2 separate regions of the Homo sapiens genome follow, and region 1 is linked to region 2. Evidence: chromatin loops called from intact Hi-C (ENCODE). Cell type or tissue: heart left ventricle. All regions are shown on one strand. Links, peaks and the distances in the headings refer to the core of each region. The heading gives the core; the rest is flanking DNA.

Region 1 (5,376 bases), core at 314-5,313, 66 kb after region 2:
GCAACAAGAGTGAAACTCCGTCTCAAAAAAAGTTATATCTAAAAAAAAAATAGGAATTGTCCTATACACTGGGGTCAGTTACAACCTGATATTCACATTGAAAGGATTTTAACATAACATGCATTCATAGTAGTACTCTTGAGTCATCAAAAAAGGTTTAAGTTATTTTCAGAATTATGTGATTAGGTCATGGAAATCGGTAATGCATTTCAGATTTTCTTCTTTCAGTAGAGTGACTTTATACGTTGAAACAGCAAGTTAGATCAATTTATATGGGACATCCAAAATCCAAATGGAAACATTTTAAATATCTGTAAGAGTTAAATATTATAATAGTCCCAAGAATATAACAGAATTCAAGATTTCCATCAAGTTCAATGATCTTTAAAAAGGTGGTTGGGAAAGACAATTACACATTTTAGGAACCATTAAGTTCGAAAGTCTTTGGAATAGAAGCCAATGACATGTATTTCTATGAGTAGACTGAAGATTTAAGTAGCGAGTGTAACTTGAACTAAGGTTGTCGTTGAGAAGATCAACTCTCTTTTTTTGAGACGGAGTCTTGCTCTGTCGCCCAGGCTAGAGTGCAGTGGCGCAATCTCGGTTTACTGCAACCTCTGCCTCCCAGGTTCAAGTGATTCTCCTGCTTCAGCCTCCCGAGTAGTTGTGATTACAGGTGCCTGCCACTGTGTGCTAATTTTTGTATTTTTAGTAAAGAAGATGGGGTTTCACCTTCTTGTCCAGGCTGGTCTCGAACTCCTGACCTCGTGATCCACACCCCGCCCCCCCGACCCCCGAGGCCTTGGCCTCCCAAAGTGTTGGAATTATAGGTGTGAGCCACCACACTCGGCTGGGAAGATCAACTCTTTTAAGATATATAGTCATTAATCTAAAATTTAATGTGTCCCACCAGGGTCAGCAAAACTAATCTTGTTAGCCTGCTTAGCAAACGTTCCTGAGTCATAAAGAACTTCAGCTAACTAGAGTGGTAACTGTATTCCTTGATGGATAAATGATCCTTCAGCTTTGGAAGATTTAGAATTAAGTACAGATGCTCTTCAACTGACGATGGGGTTACATTCCAATAAACCTATTTTAAGTTGAAAACATTGTAAGTTTAAAATGCATTTAATACCCCATTAAACGCACTGTAAAGTCAAAAAATCGTAAGTCAAGCCATTGTAAGTCAGTGATCGTCTGTATTAAAAACATTTAAGAGCTATGGTTTGAACATTTGTGTCCCCTCCAAAATTCATGTTGAAACTTCATCCCGATTGCAACGGTATCATCTTTAGGAGGTGATTGGGCCACGAAGACTCTGCCCTCATGGATGGAATTAGTGCCCTTATAAAAGCACCTGAGGGAGTGAGTTTAGCCTCTTCTGCCCTTCCATTCCTTCTGCCACGTGAGGACACAGCAGTCCTCCCATCCAGAGGATGCAGCAACACGGTGCCATCTTGGAAGCAAAGAGCAGCCCTCACTAGACACCAAACTGCCTAAACTTCTCAGCCTCCAGAAGTGTGAGAAATAAATTTGTTCTTTATAATTACCCAGTCCCAAAGTATTTTTATAGCTGCACAAATGGCCTGAGACAGAAAAGATTTAGAATTAATAAAAACACTTAAGAGAATCAAAACTATAGTTGAGGAAAGCCTCATTGAGAAGATGGCATTTGGGTAAAGTCCAAAGGAAGTAAGAGAGTCATGTGGGTGTCTGGGGGAAGAGCATTTCAGGCAAAGGGAACGGCAAGTGCAAAGGCCCTGAGGTGAGCAGGCAAGGAGGCATGGGGGAAGCAATGGGATATGGAGTCAGAAAGGGAAAGCAGATCATGAGAGAAGTAGGACATGGTGAGACCAGGTGCTTGTAAGGCTGCATAGACTATTATGGAGCTTTTGGCTTTTAAACTGCGTAAGATGGGGAGCCACTGACCAATTTTGAGCAGAAAAGTGGCAAAAGCTTCATTCAAGGGAATCAAACACATCAAATCTTTAAATATGATTAACATATCATTGTGTCACTGAGTTAAGTCTATTACACAGTTTTATCTAAAAATTAGATTTAAATGACATACGATGAATTAAATTACTCTATCTTACAAAGTTTTTGATGGCCCCAAATCATTATCAACAGCGAAGCTGGTGATTTCAGGGCTAGGAGATAAGGGTTAGTGGTGTGGCCTCCTTCCTGGAGTCCCTACTCATTATGCCTCCTGCTGACATTTTAGAGCACAATCCACCCAGACACCCATTTGATCAAGGGCCCTAAGCCAGATTCTCACTTCCCAGTTGCCACTTGTGTGGCCAGAGAGGTTCCCAGGAATAAAGACATCTGATCCCTGCTTATCAGTGAGGGGCTCTTGCTCCAGTCTACAAACGCATCCATACCTGAGGCATGGAGGAGATAAGACTGGAGCAGAAGCTTGTTGAGGATTTTGGAGGCTTTCCTGAAAAAGATCAGTTAAGGTTTTTAGAGCAGGGAAGCGCTGTGTTAAGACTGGCCCTTCTAAAGACTCCTCTGGAGGTGCCTTAGGAGGGAAGGCAGGGCGGGAACAGGAGGCCCTGGGCGGCTATGGTCACCCTAGCCTAGAGGTGAAACGCCATGCTTCATACGTGTTCCCTCATCTGCAAAGTGGAATTACCGTCAGCCTGACTAGGTGGTTGTTTTATGTGAAATTAAGTGAAATAATTCATATAGGTGAAAGCACTCCATTTAAAGTTGTGCAACTATAAAGGTTTATCAAGCATAGAGGTGATATTGACGTGTGTGGTTAGAAGCCCACCAGGTGTGTGTGAATCTACCGCTTCCAAACGCGTCTTAGAATGATGTGGAGTAGGGCCATTGGAACAATCGGGGATACATAAGCGCATCTGAAGGGGAAGGGAACAAGCCGCTGACTAACTCACAAAAGAGGCGGTCCGCATGGGTAGAGATGAGCATGTAAGGTTCCGTCCAGAAGCAAATAGTTGGGAGCTCAACATTGGTTAGGCGCGGTGAGTTCGCCCTCGGTTCTAAGCCCAGATGTCGCATCTTGACATAAAACCAAGGATGGAGGCTGCACCGAGAAACTCGGGCTACTGCCCTGGGAGCCAGGTTCCCCGGCAGCGCCCCTGGCCGCGCCCGCAGAGACTCCGGCCCCGGCCCTGCCCTGCCCTCCCCGCGCGCCCCCGCGGCGGCCGCCCGTCTTTGCTCCGCGCAGCCCGAGCCCCTCCAGAGTCCGCGGCGCCCGACGGCTCCAGACACGCCCGGCGCCGTCCCCGCCGCCTTCCCGCCGCCGCCTCCAGGAGGCTCCGCGCGCCTTCCCGCCTTTCCCCGGGCCGGGCCGGGCGGCGAGGCGGGCGCGGGCGGCGACGGCGCGGCCATTGTCCCGCAGCCCCTCCCGGGCGCCTCCCGCCGCGCTCCCGGCCCGGGGACGTCTGGGGGAGGCGCGCCCGGGGCCCGCATCCCAGCACTGCCGCCGCCCGGGCCGTCAGAGCCCGCGGCCAGGCTCGCGGCGGGTCCCGGGCAGCCCCGACGCCCGCCCGCCCTCCGCCGGCGCCGCGTGCAGCCACTTACCGCGGGCCGCGGCGCACCGGCCGGTCGCGCGCGCGGGCCGAGGGAAGATTCCTGGTTCTCGGCTGGGGAAGGACCCCCTTTCGAGGCCGTTCCTTTGCGCCCTAAAACAAGTAGCCCCAACGTGAGAGAAACAAAAGGTATTTGCTGACGTGGGCGTTGGACAGAAACGCCCGAGGGCTGGGGACACAATTAAAGGGGCAACGCACAGATTTCAGGCACCAACCAGCAGCTTCGCCCACTCCCCCTGCCCTTGCCCACACTCGCTGCACGCTCCAGAGACACCGGGGTGCCCAGATTCTCTAGCAGTTGACTGCGGATCATGATTTTAGTCAGGAGCTGAAATTTAAAATTGTACTTTACGTTGGGAAAGGCGCCTCCGGAGGGCAGAAGGGCTGGATTTCTAGGATCTGGGGATTTGGTTTAGGAAAGAGGGAGGGACTTAGGCGTGCCCACAATTACTGTATAAGTACATGTGACATTATTGTACTTAAGTTTAGCAACGTCAAATGCAAAAGATTTCCACAGAATTTTCCCTTGTACTGAAGCAGTTATTTTAGTTGAGGATAACCTTTTCTAAACCTGTACAGGTCAGAAGCATTTCATTTGAATAGGAAAACCCAGAGAGGCTGAGATAAGAGAACATAATTCTTAGTTAAGTCCAGAGAAATATAAAATTAGTAAAAATAGCAAGTTGCGTCTTTTCCAATGCAAGCATTCATCGTACACCAAGCTTCCTCTGACAAATTTACGTCTCTAATATTTAGAGTACAGATATCAGGTTATACATTTGCTAAAATAGTAAATCAATGGATTTTCACTGTTACTGTAGAAGCATTACTTCTATAAATTAGTTTTCTAGTTCCTTATGCTGGGGTCAGGTACTGAAAAGTACTGTGTTATAGTAAAACTGGAGGGAAAAGGTTCAAATTATCAAAACTTGCGTTTAGCTTTTAATGGATTCCTCTCCTGTTCAAAATCATTCATATTGGACAGTTTGTAACTTTGATTTCAGGAATAATTAGCTATGCATTTTGAGGATACAAGATATTCACAATTGTCTCAATGTCACTTCTGTGTCACTGCAGAGGTGCTTTGCTATTTAGTTGCATTTCCTCACCTTCTGAACAGGTAAGTAGAAACATATTTGAAAACCATTAGGTGTCTGGTGTGTTGGATGTACTCAGATTACTCTGCTAGCGCCCCCATTGAGAATTCCCCCAGAAAGACCTGGACATGGTTTTAGCCAAAGGTTTTATTTTAGCCTTAGTTAATTAAAACATGCAAAAGAGTTCCACAAACATATTCCTCAAGAGAGCACATCAGGTTGGTGATAAACTCTTTGTTGAGGCCGGGTGTGGTGGCTCACACCTATAATCTCAGCACTTTGGGAGGCCGAGGTGGGCGGATCACGAGGTCAGGAGGTTGAGACCAGCCTGGCCAACATGGTGAAACCCCATCTCTACTTAAAATACAAAAATTAGCTGGGCATGGTGGTGCGCGCCTGTAATCCCAGCTACTGGGGCAGCTGAACCAGGAGAATGGCTTGAACACAGGAGGTGGAGTTTGCAGTGAGCCAAGATCGTGCCACTGCACTCCAGCCTGGGTGACGGAGCAAGACTCCATTTCAAAAACAAAAACAAAAACAACAAACAAAAATAACCTCTTTGTTGCAAGGAAGAGGTAATGAGAGTTTTGTCCCTCACCTTCATTCTCCTAGCTTTGGGAGCACGTTTCTGTATGCTAGAGCTCCACCATTAACCAGTGCTAGTCTCTTAAACTCTGTCTCCCACCCCACCCAACCCCCATCCCTGTTTCCACCTATTC
Region 2 (5,315 bases), core at 316-5,315:
CATGCGCCACCACACCCAGCTAATTTTTGTATTTTTAGTAGAGATGGGGTTTCACCATGTTGGCCGGGATGGTCTCGATCTCTTGACCTCCTGATCCACCCGCCTTGGCCTCCCAAAGTGCTGGAATTACAGGTGTGAGCCACCGTGCCCAGCCAGCCTAGCTTGCAAAAATACTTACACCCAAGCCCCACCTGCCCGAGATTCTGATTTGCCTAGGCATCTGTATTTTAAAAGATCCACAGGTGATTCTAATGTGCAACCAAAGTTGAGGATCTCTGGTCTAGGCAGAAATGTTGTTCCCTTTTTCCCTTATGGGCTGAATAAAAATAAGTTTCTCTTTAATAAAGAAAATAAGTAGTTGTAAGTAATATCAACAAGGAAATAAATGATTTTCCCAAGGGGAAAATCAAGAAACTATATAATGGAATTGTGTATCTGGAAATCTGAAAGAGCAAAGCAGGCAAAGTATAAAATTCTGCTTGCAAATGATCTAGCTAAGCGCAAAGGTAAAGGTAAAGGGTATTTCCCTGGTCTCTGGTTTCCTTTTTTCTTTTTGAGACAGTCTTGCTCTGTCACCCAGGCTGGAGTGCAGTGGCGTGATCTCAGCTCACTGCAACCTCCACCTCCTAGGTTCAAGCAATTATTGTGCCTCGGCCTCCTGAGTAGCTGGGATTACAGGCATGCGGCACCACGCCAGGCTAATTTTTGTATTTTTTATAGAGATGGGGTTTTACCATGTTGGCCAGGCTGGTCTTGAACTCCTAGCCTCAAATGATCCGACCACCTCGGCCTCCCAAAATTCTGGGATTACAGGTGTGAGCCACTGTACCCAGCCTCTGGTTTCCTATTTAAAGGTGAGAAAGTATGCAACGGATTTTGATGGTTTGAAGAAAAAAAAAAAAAAAGAAAGAGTAGGGAAAAGTGTTATACTATTTCAGTAATTGCAAAATATTTTGACTTCAAGATATTTTGACTTCAAGAGTCCCTTTGCTTCTATTGCTGTGTGGTTCATTACTTGTTAACATTATATTTAAATATTTTACTTTTTTGGTGGCATTAATACAGTTCTGTGGGGAGAAGGCTGACGTGAAAATGAAGTTTACAGATTCTCGGTGGATTTCATTTTTCTGGCCTATTCATAGGTCCATTAGCAGGAATAGTTAAGAAACTCCTGTATCAAAATTATATGTTACTTATACTTCACAATATATAAAACAGCTGGCTATATACTACCATTTCTGTGATAACTTGAATTTTATCATTAAAACTCTTGTAACTAAAGGCACCAGTGGCCCGTCTGTAACAGCCGCTGCTGCGATGCCAGCTGCAGTGAGGGAAACGCAGCTGAGGCTCACGGCTCCACGAAGCCCACAGGGGCTGGCTACAGGCAGGAGCCCTGCCCCTACTGAATCGGCAGGGCTGGAGTCCCACACTTCTGGGCACAGCTGCAGCCGCCCAGCTGCGGCTCCAGACCTGGGCATCCCTGCACTCTTCAGGGCTTGGGAAGCTCCCAGCGCCCACAGGCTCAGAAGTGCCTGCTCCCATTCCCTGGCCTCTTTCTGCTCCTGCACCTGCTCTGTTGCAGAGCAAAGTTGGGCCAAACCTAGGTGTTGTCGTGACCTGGCCAGGTTGAGCATGCTAGAGGTGGCACTGACACGCCAGCCCCCTGCCACCTCAGCCCCCTCTAAACTTTGGGCACCCATGTGCGTGGGAGGGAAGCCAGTCAGGGGGTTGATGACGGTGGCTTGGTTTGGGCCTGCAGGCGCCCCTTGGCACAGTCTGGGCACCATGGAGGGCATGTTGATGGCAGGAGGCAGACAGGTTCCTGGGTGGAAAAGGGTGGGTTCCCAGTGAAATCCCCCCTTCAAGCCAGGGAATGCCTGAAGCCTGGGGGTTGGTCTGGCAGTTCCTGGTGGAGTCCAGGGCTAGAGTAAGAACTTGTGGTGTTTTCTGGGCTGCCCATGGACACCCACAGACCAAGCAGCATGCACTTCCTCCCTTCTGAGCCCATAAAAACCCCTGGTCTCAGCAGACTCAGCCGGCTGTCAGGACTACCAGCTGCAGGAAGGAGCTACCCGCTTTGAGTCTCCTTAAAAGGACCTGCCTGCAGGTCTCCTCTTGGGTGAGAGCTGGTCATCTGGACACTCATCAGGTCGACCTGCCTGTGGAAAGGAGCTATCCACTTCGGGTCTCCTGAGAGCTGTTCTGTTGCAGAGTGAAGCTCCTCTCTGCCCTGTGGAAAGGAGCTACCCACTTCAGGTCTCCTGAGAGCTGTTCTGTTGCTCAGTGAAGCTCCTTTCGGCCTTGCTCACCCTCCAGTTGTCTGCGTACCTCATTCTTCTCGGATGCAGGAAAAGAACTCGGGACCCACCAAATGGTGGACTGAAAGAGCTGTAACACAAGCAGGGCTGAAACATGCTCCCTGCTCACCACGTTGTGGGCGACGAGAAGGAGAGAAGAGCTGCAGCCCTTCTGGCAGCCCAGACCTCGGGGCTCCCTGAGCCATGGTGTGACATGCTGTAACACCCTCTTTGGGGGTCTGCAGTTCCCGGCATCTCTGAGCTTTCGGGCACCACTGCGTTCCACTTGTCCAAATGCTGATGCCCGCAGCGGAAGCCGCTTTCAGTACGTCTGGTCCCGCTGCAGCCTGGCATGGAGCTGGTGCCTGTGCCAGCGCCTAGAGCTGTCCACCCCACTGCAGCCAGTGTGCCTGGTTGTGTGCAGTGGCCGGACCCCACGCTAGCTCACTCACACACCCGTCACTCCGTGCCTGGCTCACCCTCGGCAGGCATGAGATCCAGGCTGGTACCACCAGTGGACCACAGCCTGCCAGTCCACATGGGTGGAATGAGCCCAGCAGGCACAAGCAAAACCCAAGCAGAGGAGCCACCGGCCAAGAGGTTTCTGGCTGGTGGCAAAGCAACACCCTAAGGATCCTGTGACATAACTAAAGTCACATCCTTTACATAACATTTATTCCATATAGAATGTATCCACATACAATGACGTCAGCTTTAAAACAATCCACTGTTACTTATATAAAATCATCTATAAAATAGAGTGATACACAACACACCTCAGTGAATTAGGCTGATGGTCTAGGATTCAGAAAATGTGATCATTATATTTCCTATTTTTTGCTACCATTTCACTGGGTTGTCTTAGGTTCTTTTTTTTTTTTTTTTTTTTTTTTTTGAGGTGGAGTCTCGCTCTGTCACCCAGCCTGGAGTGCAGTAGCGTGATCTTGGCTCACTGCAACCTCCGCCTCCTGAGTTCAAGCAATTCTCCTGTCTCAGCCCCCAGAGTAGCTGGGATTACAGGTGCCCACCACCATGCCTGGCTAATTTTTGTATTTTTAGTAGAGAAGGGGTTTCACTATATTGCCCCAGGCTGGTCTCCAACTCTTGACCTAAAGTGATCCACCCGCCTTGGCCTCCCAAAGTGCTGGGATTACAGGTGTGAGCCACCACGCCTGACCCTGAGGTTTTTTTACTGTTCTGTGCCTCAATTTATTTACCGTTCATGTGGGATAACTGTCCTATTTCATATATATGTAAAGAATAACAAAAATTATTAAACACTTTGCAAATATAAAATGCTATATAAATGATAAATAGTAATACTGATACACTTATATAAAATAACAAAACTTTCTGGTTTATAATCTAAAGTTTGGTCCTCCTGTACCTATTATTCTATTATTATCACCCTTCCCAGTTAAACACATCTTTTTTTTTTTTTTTTTTTTTTTTGATGGAGTCTCGCTCTGTCACCCAGGCTGGAGTGCAGTGGTGCGATCTCGGCCACTGCAACCTCCACCTCCCGGGTTCAAGCGATTCTCCTGCCTCAGCCTCCCGAGTACCTGGGATTACAGGCACCCACCATCATGCCCAGCTATTTTTTGTATTTTTACTAGAGACGGGGTTTCACCATGTTGGCCAGGATGGTCTCGAACACCTGGCCTTAAGTGATCCGCCCGCCTCGGCCTCCCAAAGTGCTAGGATTACAGGCATGAGCCACCGTGCCCGGCCAGTTAAACACACCTTATCCTACACTGCTTTTAGTGATTTTCCATACTTATTAATTTTAGGACTAAAAAAAATTTTAAAAACCAATATGAGTGGAAATTTCAATATATCTTGGCATGACTTGGCAAAATAACTTTAATGAATTGAGTTCTGAGCTCATAAATAATTGAAGCACCAAACTTCTTTCATCCATTAGGCAGTACTTAGCCGTACAGAAAACAGTAACTATGCTTATTTTGATTGCATTACTGAAAATATAATATTGAAACATTTGTTCCTAAATTTTAAAAAGTCTTAAGATCTGATACCCATAGAAGGAACATCATGTGCTAAGGATGTGATTTGCTTCACTAAGAGACCATATGGTTACCTGCTTATAAGCACCGTGAGTAACAGGAGTAACGAAATGAGGCTGCAAGGCTCAAAGGGAATTCAGGAAGTTGTCTAATTCCATGGTTTTCAACATTGTGCACCTGAGTTCTGCAGAGGTGTCTGGGGAAAGGTTTGTGGGGGACTTTAACCACAGCAGCTCTGATTTTAGAGTTTATCCCTTAAATTTGAGCATCTTTAGGAAACAATTCATTTGAAGAGTTTCTCGGGTTAAATTATTTTAAACTGCAGGTCTAGTCCATTTTGTTTCTCCCAGACACTAGGCATGACTGCAGTGGTGCTTTCTTTTTGTAATGCTTCATCCTATACCCAGACACTCTTGAGGGTAATGGAGTTAGAAGGGCATTCAGAAGCTGATAAATGGCATTCCTGCAAGAGCAAACTTTGGTCTAACCAAGTCTTGATATTAAAAAAAAAATCCTTGGCATAAATAAAGCTTATTTAAACAGATTATACCCCTATGTAACATTTGCCCACATGTAAAAACCAAAGAATTCAATTTTCTCAATCATCAATAGACAGTTTCACTCTAGAAAATAACTGGTCTCTAACGTCTTAGATATATATGCTATAACTGGAGTCATTATTTACAACTTACAAACATGTCTTAAATGTTCTTCTATGATGTTAAAATGATACAACAGATTCTTTGTCTAGTTTGGTGAACTTGATCATTTTGTGGGGATAGTTTGATGCTCGTTATAAACAATTATGAGAAAGCATTATTTCTGAAAAGGCAATTACAAGTGCTGGTGGCACTGTGTTCAGTGAATGTTGGATATTCATGCTGATGTATGTAAAGTTTGCATGCAGAAGATAATAGCATAAAAGGACATTTAGATCATAGACTAAAGTGCATTAGAGTACACACATGCAAGCACTACTTCATTTATAGGA

What was found. A loop is a pair of places that touch in the nucleus more often than their neighbours do. Peaks named below come from ENCODE experiments on the same cell type or tissue, not always from the same donor. Only the 100,000 strongest peaks of a DNase experiment are listed, where the experiment ranks them.
Region 1: a loop joins it to region 2, with 2.0 times the contacts of the local background. A loop is called at or near these places in 14 of 110 quality-filtered maps.

The regions. Positions count from the first base shown.
Region 1 is chr1:32,537,749-32,543,124 of GRCh38, reverse strand. It overlaps ZBTB8A (zinc finger and BTB domain containing 8A), which reads right to left and starts at 3,698. Exons shown (of 5, transcript NM_001040441.3): 1 at 3,553-3,698. It overlaps LOC124903952 (a long non-coding RNA gene), which reads left to right. Exons shown (of 2, transcript XR_007065669.1): 2 at 1,296-1,549. RefSeq lists a silencer at 2,966-3,335. In heart left ventricle, for the core only: no CTCF peak of the experiment used is centred there; DNase peaks (open chromatin) are centred at 3,214 and 3,654; H3K4me3 peaks cover 2,078 bases; H3K27ac peaks cover 899 bases.
Region 2 is chr1:32,603,585-32,608,899 of GRCh38, reverse strand. ZBTB8A (zinc finger and BTB domain containing 8A) reads right to left here. Exons shown (of 5, transcript NM_001040441.3): 5 at 2,959-5,315. LOC102723870 (a long non-coding RNA gene) reads left to right here. Exons shown (of 3, transcript XR_426677.5): 3 at 1-351. Among named protein-coding and RNA genes, the nearest start is that of ZBTB8OS, 44 kb to the left of the region's middle. RefSeq lists an enhancer at 1,820-2,320. In heart left ventricle, for the core only: no CTCF peak of the experiment used is centred there; a DNase peak (open chromatin) is centred at 2,633.